Linked DNA regions of Homo sapiens: region 2 is linked to region 1. A link is an interaction called in ENCODE POLR2A ChIA-PET data of the cell type or tissue named here. Cell type or tissue: B cell. All regions are shown on one strand.

What was found. ChIA-PET counts read pairs that join two places held together with the same protein. Peaks named below come from ENCODE experiments on the same cell type or tissue, not always from the same donor. Only the 100,000 strongest peaks of a DNase experiment are listed, where the experiment ranks them.
Region 2: POLR2A ChIA-PET joins it to region 1 with 6 read pairs; 3 of 35 experiments call an interaction of 5 or more read pairs at or near these places.

The regions. Positions count from the first base shown.
Region 1 is chr2:37,347,952-37,352,951 of GRCh38, reverse strand. QPCT (glutaminyl-peptide cyclotransferase) reads right to left here. Exons shown (of 7, transcript NM_012413.4): 2 at 17-163. Among named protein-coding and RNA genes, the nearest start is that of QPCT, 5.8 kb to the right of the region's middle. In B cell, no CTCF peak of the experiment used is centred here; DNase peaks (open chromatin) are centred at 2,761 and 3,431; H3K4me3 peaks cover 671 bases; H3K27ac peaks cover 1,392 bases; H3K27me3 peaks cover 361 bases.
Region 2 is chr2:37,286,072-37,291,071 of GRCh38, reverse strand. PRKD3 (protein kinase D3) reads left to right here. Exons shown (of 19, transcript NM_005813.6): 4 at 73-204; 5 at 1,559-1,716; 6 at 4,703-4,895. Among named protein-coding and RNA genes, the nearest start is that of PRKD3, 36 kb to the left of the region's middle. In B cell, no CTCF peak of the experiment used is centred here; a DNase peak (open chromatin) is centred at 2,921.

The DNA of each region.
Region 1 (5,000 bases):
TGTCCCATGTTCTCACCTGACGAGCAGCATAGCTTCCAGGGGATCCCGGGTATCGCTCTATCAGCAATGGCTGTAAGTCATTTTGCCACATTTCAGAGATACTGGTGCCTTCTGCAATTTGCCGAAGAGCCGATGAATTCAAAATGGCTGGCTGGTGGTAATTCTGAGGATTGAATGAAATCATTTAACTAGCTATCCTTTCATAACATGTTTAAGACTCTGACATGTTTTCAATTAATTGCTTAAAACTTCAAAATAAGGGAGAACTTTATGTCAAATGAGGTAAATTAAACTACTCAACTTTAAAATTGGGCTGTTAGGGCTGGGCACGGTGGCTCAAGCCTGTAATCCCAGCACTTTGGGAGGCTGAGGCAAGAGGACTGCTTGAGCCCAGGAATTTGAGACCAGCCCTGGCAACATAATGAGACCTTATCTCTACAAAAAATGAAAAAATTAGATGGGCGTGGTGACGCATTGGTGCATGCCCGTTGTTCTAGCTACTTAGGAGGCTGAGGTGGGAGGATTGCTTGAGCCCAGGAGGTCAAGGTTGCAGTGAGCTGTGTTACTGAGCCCTCCAGCTGGGCAACAGAAGGAGACCCTGTCTCAGTAAAAATTTTAAAAATAATTAAAAAACCCAACTGTTAGCCTAAGTAAATCTTACACAGTATAGAGGGAGAGTAGTCAGGGAAGACTTTATAGATGAGCCACAAATTAAGGGGTCCTCGAATTTTAATAGGATTTTAATAGCAAGCCTAATTCAAAATTTTATAATGATTACATGTTGAAATGGTAATTTTTTGACATATTAGGTTAAATGAAGTATATTATTAAAATTAATTTTACCCCTTTTTCACTTTTTTAATGTAGCTACTAGAAAAATTAAAATTACATATGTTTCTTTCATAATCTTTTTTTTTTTTTTGAAGTTGGGGTTTCTCTCTGTCACCCAGGCTGGAGTGCAGTGGTGCAATCTGGCTCACTGCAACCTCCACCTCCCGGGCTCAAGCAATCCTCCCACCTCAGTCTCCTGAGTAGCTGAGTCATTATTTCTTTTTTATTATTATTATTTTAGATGGAGTTTCACTCTTGTTGCCCAGGCTGGAGTACAATGGCATGATCTTGGCTCACTGCAACCTCTGCCTCCCGGGTTCAAGCAATTCTCCTGTCTCAGCCTCCCGAGTAGCTGGGATTACAGGTGCATGCCACCATGCCCAGCTAATTTTTGTATTTTTAGTAGAGACGGGGTTTCATCATATTGGTCAGGCTGGTCTCAAACTCCCAACCTCAGGTGATCCACCCACCTCGGCCTCCCAAAGTGCTGGGATTACAGGCATGAGCCACCGCACCCAGCCCTGAGTCATTATTTCTATTAGACAGTGCCAACTCAGATGATTGTTGCAATTCCTTTCAGCCTGAGCTTGGTGAATCTATAGCCAACTAAATAGTAGACTTTTTAACTTCAATTAAAATTATTTTTAAATTGCATTAAAGTTCACATAACATTCAAATTTGTATTTTGGATGACTTCACACATACTGTATATTCTTATGATACTGGTAATGATGAACCATTCATTCATTACATGTTTATCAGGCACCTAATAATGGAATGTGTTACTCCTCCTCAACAGGAAGAGAACAATTGATCAGATGACTTCTTCCCTAAGGGGAAGGATGAGGATGACATAAGAATATTGAATTATTTGGAAGGCAAAACAGAAATTAGGAGAGGCCTATTTTATAGTTCCTTTCAGGACCAGTGTTAGCTGGATACGCTTAAATAGTCATGCAACTATTTTCATTCCATGTGATCGACTCCATGGGACTGGTGTGAAACTGGACTTCAAAGAATGCTTATTGCCTAATTATTTACACTCATCTATACTCCGAGATGGCTGTTTACTTTCCAGTACTTACCATGCAAAGAGCATGGGCTATAGGATCAGACAGACCCTCTCAACTCAGCCTCTCAACTCAGCACCCCACCACCTACTAGCTGTAAATCTTTCCAGGTTACTAAACCTCATTAAGGCTCAATTTCCTCATCTGTAAAACAGAGGTAGTAATACCTGAATCCTAGGGTAAATAGAATTAAGTGAACTAACATATGTAAACTGCCATAGTAAATATTCAATGTGTTAGTTACTATTTCCTTCTATCAAACACTAAAGAGCCATAGAATGAATTTTAAAGTTGGAAAAGCCACTTAGAGATGCTCTAGTCTCCAACCTCCTTCATTTATATTAGTGGAAACTGAGATTCATAGAAACCAGCTGACTTCCTGAGGTTGAAGGAGAGTTACAGGTAAATCCACAAAAAGATCCGCTGTCTGGGGATTTCCAATCCCATGCTAGTTTTACTCTGCCTCACTGTCTCATTTATGCACTTCCAGTTTATTCCTGAATATTGGTGCTGTGCCTGAACATCAGAAGATTTGTCTTTGTTTATTGGTAGGACATTTTTAAATATATTTCCTTGATAAACTTGTCAGTGCAGGCTTTAAATCCCTTGGTACCTCCAGGATCTAAGTCCTCATGCCAGCTCCCAAACAACAGTTGGAAAAGAAAGCTGAAGCTGAAAGACAAAGCAATAGAAATGTGCGAAGGGATAAGAAGAATATGGAGGCAAGAGGTCAGAAGACTTCCATGGTTAATTATTACTCAACCCTGCCAACAGAAGCCTGTCTGGTCTCCCCCCTCACCCTTGCTCACCATGCTTCGGTCACTCTGGCATTTGGCCAGGCCCCAAATGCTCTGAGGTTCTGCCCCCATGAGGCTTTGGCATCTGCGGTGCTTTCTGCCTTACAAGCTGTTTCCCCTCCTCTTCACCTGGCTAACTCCTGCTCACTTCAGCTTGCAGCTTGGAGGCCACTTCTTTGTGTGTTTACTTGTTTAATGTCTGTCTTTCATACAAGACATCAGCTCCATAAGGGCTGGAACTCCCTCTCTCTCTGTTGTTTACCTCTCTCTCCCACACAGGCCACACAGGGCCTGGTTCATCTTGAGCATTTGATAAATATTGGGGAAATTAATCAAAAAAGCAATCAACAGATGAACTATCTTTCTAAAATTATCTTTGCTAAGACTGTATTTATATAATAATAAAGTAACATGGGCATTTTTCTGCCACTGTAAATAATAAATCAGCTGAATGCACAAGCAAGCATAAAGACAGAAGAGACAGGTGGCTACCTGCTGCAATGGCCAGGAAGTGCTGTGGTTCAATGTTATTGGGCTTTGCTCTTTTTGAATTTCTGACATTCGATGCTTCTGACGATGAAGAGCTGGGTTGACCCAAGCAGTCACTATGACAACCAAAACTGTTGTGTCAAAAGCTGTTTACCAGTGGCTCCTTGTCTGCTTACTGTCCAATACTCTATCCCAAAGCCCATCTGGTCACTGTGGATAGAAGCTTTCACTCCATGTCCAGAGTGAAACGAAATCACTTGTGTTTAAATGGCTGGTTTCTAGAGGCTTGAAAGAGCTCTTAAGACATTTAAGAAAAAACAGGAACAAAATAAATGCCCCCTCCCCCAAGCATCTTTAACTACAAGAGATACTGCAGATGAAACCTAATTGGCAAATAGCACCAAAAAATGCTTAATGGATGACTAAAGGGTAAATCCAGCAGACAGGCCAGGCCTATTGATGCTTATGAATCTAGAGACTTACATGTGTTTGCTCCTCAACCTCCTGGGCTCAACCATTTAATTAACATACTTCAGTAAAGAGCCCTGACTCTCCTTGCCCCTCTGGGGGCAAAGATGCCCCTGTAAAATCCCAGAGCTAAAAGCTTCCCAGTAACTGAAGGACAGAGAAGAGGAAACAACCAACTACACTCAGTCAACTACTTAAGCCTTCTATTCATTAAAGCCCTGTGTGGAAAAGCATTTGACTTTCCCAACCTAAATAGCATGCATTCAATGTTTGAGGGGTCTTATTCTCAGAACTCAATAGATATACAAATTTAGGTGGAGATGAGATGAATGAGTAAGAGGAAAAAGCTGGAAAGAAAGAGCGAGCTCAGCAGGGGGAAAGTAACTCAGGCAAAAACAAAGTTGAGCCCAATGGTAAATGCAAACCCCAATTTATTGTAGGTTTATCTCAGTTAAAAGACACTTAGACAATTTTCTATTGGTGCAGGTGTTCTCAGAGGAATGAGGCTCTGTTACAGCCCCTGCCTTGTCTTTTCATCCAGACAGAAAGGACAATAAGTCTGCTCTGAGTGCAAGAATCTTTCAGCCAAAAGTGTGAACCAGATATCCTGAAGCATCTCTTCTAGGCTAATCATGTGGTTTTAAAGAGGGTTTTAATTACATAATTGATAGAGTTGGCCCAGCTTGCAAAGGGTTTTGAGGTTCCAAAAGACTGAATTAAAGGGAGATCATTACAGAAATGCAGCCAATGCAAGTCCAGTTTCTATTCTATATGAATGTCTCCCGGGCAATTCTCAGATTAACACCTCTGTCTGTCTGCAAAGTCAGCTCAATCAGCAGTTACTGAACTCCTTCTGTGTGTCGGATGCCACTGATATAAAAAATTCAGTGGGGGAATAGTTAGGAACTGAACAAGACAACATCTGTCTTTTCTAAAATGCAAGCAGCCCTCTACTTAAAAGCAGAGCCGTGCGGGCTTTAACCACAACAGCTTAGGGTGAAATCTCAGCTCCCTCGCTTATTAGCTGTGACTAGGAAAGAGTCCATATCTGTAAAATGGATCTCATGATACTTACCAACTAGATGGTAAGGCTCCAAAATGACATTTTGTCTTTCTGTCCCTACCAACACCCAGCCCCCAACTAACTTCCACGTCACTGCCTGAGAGTCTCCGTCGTTGCTTCCATTAGAATGCAACAACAACAATAACACACACACACACACACACACACACGCGTGCGCGCGCAGAGAGAGAGAGATAGAAATAAAAACACCAAAATGGTTAATAGCCATTATCTCTGAATAGTGGGGTTATGGGTGACATTAGTTTTCTTTTTAGTGTATTT
Region 2 (5,000 bases), 62 kb after region 1:
GAATGTGTGAGCATTCTTAATCTCATCGCAGTACAAATACAACGTGTATTGTAATACTTTTCTTTTTTAAAGCTTTAGCCACAGTAGAAGACTTCCAGATTCGTCCACATACTCTCTATGTACATTCTTACAAAGCTCCTACTTTCTGTGATTACTGTGGTGAGATGCTCTGGGGATTGGTACGTCAAGGACTGAAATGTGAAGGTGTGTGTTCTAAAATTTTTGTGGTCATTTGAAATAAGATTCCACATTTGCATTTTTTATTATCAGTGAAAAAGCAAGATGACGAGCTGTTGACTAGGGTGGTAACGAGGATTTAGAATTGGAGAGATCAGGACTCTCATTTTATCTCTGCCACCTACTTCATATTCTTGGGCAAATTACTAAACCTCTTAAGATTAATTTCTCGTAAAATACATTCTGCCCCACTGGTTTCATAAAGAGTAAACGGTTAAATCAGGTAATAGGGTTAAATATTTAGTACAAAATAATGGCTCCATAAATATTCATGTTGTTTTTTGTTTTTAAAAGTTTTCTTGGCCAGGCACGGTGGCTCACACCTGTAATCCTAGCACTTTGGGATGCCGAGGCTGGTGGATCACCTGAGGTCAGGAGTTTGAGACCAGCCTGGCCAACATGGCGAAACCCTGTCTCTACTAAAGATACAAAAACTTAGCCGGGCGTGGTGGCGGATGCCTGTAATCCCAGCTACTCGGGAGGCTGGGGCAGGAGAATCGCTTGAACCTGCCTGGGTGACGGAGGTTGCAGGGAGCCGAGATTGCACCATTGCACTCCAGCCTGGGTGAAAGAGCGAAACTCTGTCTCAAAAAAAAAAAGTTGTCTCTTACATACAACTAAATTGTCAAATTTGTTCTGAATTAGAATTGCTAGGAGTAGGACACAGGTGCACATTTCTGATGAAGAAACAGTCTTCTAAGGTGGAGGGTCAATCAACTTTTTCTGTAAAGGGACAGAGAGTAAATGTTTTAGACTTTGTTGGCCATATGGTCTCTGTCATGATTTAACTCTGCTATTACAGTATGAAACCAATCATAGACAATATGTAAACGAATAGATATGGTTGTGTTCCAATAAAACTTTATTTAGGGACATTGAAATTTGAGTTTCATAAAATTTTCATGTCACAGGAGGAATTTGGTACAGAGGCCATAGTTTGCTAACTAGTGCTTTAAGGCAGTGGTTCTCAAACTGTATTGTGCATCGTAAAACACACTTTGCTGGGCCTCATCCCCGTAGTTTCTAATTCAGTAGATCTGGGGTGGAGCCTTGTAATTTACATTTCTAACAAATTTCCAGGTGGTTGCCTTAGGGACCACACTTCAAGAACCACTGCCCTAGCTGACTTATCCTTTTTACACATTTCCTTTTCTTCTTGAATTCATTAGCTTCCACTTAGCCTGCTGTCTGGGTTCTTAATTAGGATAGGTATGGCTAACAGAAAATATGTTAAATAAAAGAAGCAGTGGTTTTTATGTATCACACTTAAATAGTAAATTTTTTTTTAAATCTTATATTTTACCTTGTAAAATATGTTTAGGCTGTGGATTAAATTACCATAAACGATGTGCCTTCAAGATTCCAAATAACTGTAGTGGAGTAAGAAAGAGACGTCTGTCAAATGTATCTTTACCAGGACCCGGCCTCTCAGTTCCAAGACCCCTACAGCCTGAATATGTAGCCCTTCCCAGTGAAGAGGTACGTATTCTAAGGTAATAGACATTTTAGTAGTAGTTATTCTCTGTGTTTCTACAGGGTGTATGACATCACTCTAGAACATAATTTATATGCTAAAGAATGGTAATGTTCCTACACTTAAGAAACATAAAATGTAGTAATGGAGACAGGACTTACCGGTAGTAATGAATTGCATTTTGTACACCTTGGGATGGTATTATGGCTTGTACCACTGCTTTAGCCTTCTAGTCAGTATCCTGGCTCCTGGTCTCCATACTTAAATCTTTTTTTTTTTTAATTTTTTTTTTAATTTTTGTTTTTTTGAGATGGAGTCTTGCTCTGTCGCCCAGGCTGGAGTGCAGTGGCACGGTCTCTGCTCACTGCAACCTCCGCCTCCTGGGTTCAAGCAATTCTCCTGCCTCAGCCTCCCAAGTAGCGGGGATTACAGATGCGTGCCACTACACCCAGCTGATTTTTGTATGTTTAGTAGAGATGAGGTTTCACCATGTTGGACAGGCTGGTCTTGAATTCCTGACCTCGTGATCTGCCCGCCTCGGCCTCCCAAAGTTCTGGGATCGCAGGCATGAGGCACTGCTATCTGCAGATCTGTATACAGATGAGACAGTTGAGACACAGAGCAGCTAAGTGACTTGTGTGAAGTCAGAGAGCAAATTAGTAAGAGATAGTGGAATTAAACCCAGATCTCATTATTAATAAATCAGTGATTTTTTTTCCTAATACAGTGTACCTCTCAAGGGCAAAGGCAGTAGATCCAGGAAAAAAGAAATAACTCCCTTGTACATTTCATAGTATTTGAAATGACTTCCATCTGTAGGTTGTAATCTTATTATTTAGTTTTTTCTGTAACTTCTCTGATCTTCTGTAAATTAATGGCAAAATCAAGGCCTTGTCTTGGTACTGTGATCATAATATTTTGCTAAGTTAAGACACCAGAGTAAAAGCTTTTGAAATCCTTTCACAAAAATTCCATCTTCTCTTACTGCTTAGCCCTAGTGTGAGATTTTTAAAGGATAAAAAGAGTGCTGCGGCATAAAGGACTGAAAATGAGGGGTTGGTATAAACCTACAGAAGAGCCTGGAAAAGATTAGTAGGAAAAAGTTAGTGCATCTTATACACTGAACTGCACAGAGAACTTACCTAGGAATGAGGACAGTAGAATAGAGGTATGTCAAGAGCCCCACAAATGATGCTGTTACGCCACCTATGCCCAGTTGAGTATTACTAGATTAGGAAATAGCAGAAGGACAGAGCAAGTGGATAAGGTGTTACATTTTTCATTAGTTTATATTTTATCTTGAACATGAAAGCTCCTTAGGGAAGTATAAGAAGTGCAGTTACATGTCTGAATTGGTTAGATTGTTCAGGGTATTTTTAAACAAGTAGAACTTGTAGCATGGAAGGGCTTTCAGGGTTTACTTTAGTCAGTTCAAGCATAGTCTCAAAAAGAAGAACTTTATTTTCCAACTGTTTGGGTTTTTCTACCAGGTGAACAAAAAGCAAAATTAAAGAAGGCATGAATTAAAAATTTTTGTAACCTGAGGGGTAAGTAGATTTTGGTAACTATGACCCTTTCTATATGAAGGGAATAATCAAACTAAATTATAGATCACCCAGTTCAATGTGGCTCATTTCATTCATTCAACACACATTCACCGATTATTGTATGCCAGGCCCTGTTATATACTAGGGACACAAAATTGAATAAAACATAATCCAAATACTCAAGCACAAAATCCTAATACCCAACTACCATCTAGCTATATGAACAGATTTTGCTGTACCTGCTTGCATCCTCACTGCCAGAACTGATGTCCTGAGATCTTTCAGCTGCCTTCTATAACTAGTCATGTTTGTAATTCAGAGAAGTTGGGTAATTCTACATTAATATGTTCAACCAAGGGAAGGAAAAGAAGTCAGAAAAAAACAAGAGACAGAGAAGTGCAAGGGAGAAGTAAGGGGAGGAGAAAAAAGAAAAAAAAGGGAAGAAAAGGAAAAGAAAAGGACAAAACAACTGGTTGGAGAAGAGCACTATAAAATGCCTCAGATTGATAGTGTAGGCAGGTATTTTTCTTTTTCTTTTTCTTTTTCTTTTTTTTTTTTTTTTTTTTTTTTTTTTTTTTTTTTTGAGATGGAGTTTCGCTCTTGTTGCCCAGGCTGGAGTCCAATGGCATGATCTCGGCTTACCGGAACCTCCACCTCCTGGGTTCAAGCGATTCTTCTGCGTCAGCCTCCCGAGTAGCTGGGATTACAGGCATGCACCCCCACGCCTGGCTAATTTTGTATTTTTAGTAGAGACGGGGTTTCTCCATGTTGGTCAGGCTGGTCTTGAACTCCTGACCTCAGGTGATCCGCCCACCTCGGCCTCCCAAAGTGTTAGGATTACAGGCGTGAGCCACCACGCCTGGCCAGAAGACCAGGCAGAAAACCAACTAGCTAGGTTCTGGAATAGTCTCCAAAATGGGTAAACAAAGTTTACTTCTTCTTAAAGCTGAATTACTGAAACTTGTTTTAATTAGTTTTGTATCTGCCATTGTTTATCATTATTAATTAGACTTAAAATGTATGTATATATTTTAGTATTAAGATAAATTTGAAAATCTAAAATGTGTTTCAAAATATATTCAGATGTCACATTCAGTAATGCAAAATGAGCAGCAATAATACTTTCTTCATTTATTTGTTTTAAAGTTTGTGTATTTGATTTGTAAAGTGCTGAAATGTGCCTGGCAAATAATCATCAGTGAATATATACCTGAGAATTAACATATCTTAGATGTTTTTAAGCATAAATATTAGCAAAAAGAATCTGCATTTTTCTCATTCAAAGATTGGTAAATTAAACATTGCAAAGGAAACTGCTGAGAACAACATTTTTAGAGTTTTTTGGCTTTAGTGTTTGAAATAAATGATTCTTGTGGTTAAGCTCTGCTCCCACTACTCTGTTTTTAATATTGACTTACACTTATGAAAATTACTTATGTTATAGTCACATGTCCACCAGGAACCAAGTAAGAGAATTCCTTCTTGGAGTGGTCGCCCAATCTGGATGGAAAAGATGGTAATGTGCAGAGTGAAAGTTCCACACACATTTGCTGTTCACTCTTACACCCGTCCCACGATATGTCAGTACTGCAAGCGGTTACTGAAAGGCCTCTTTCGCCAAGGAATGCAGTGTAAAGGTAGGATTAGGTGTTTTCCCTAATTAAAATTTATGTCTGTTTTTGTTATTATATATAGGCTTAAAATATTTATATTTCAGAAGCATTAGCCAAAGAAATTATTCT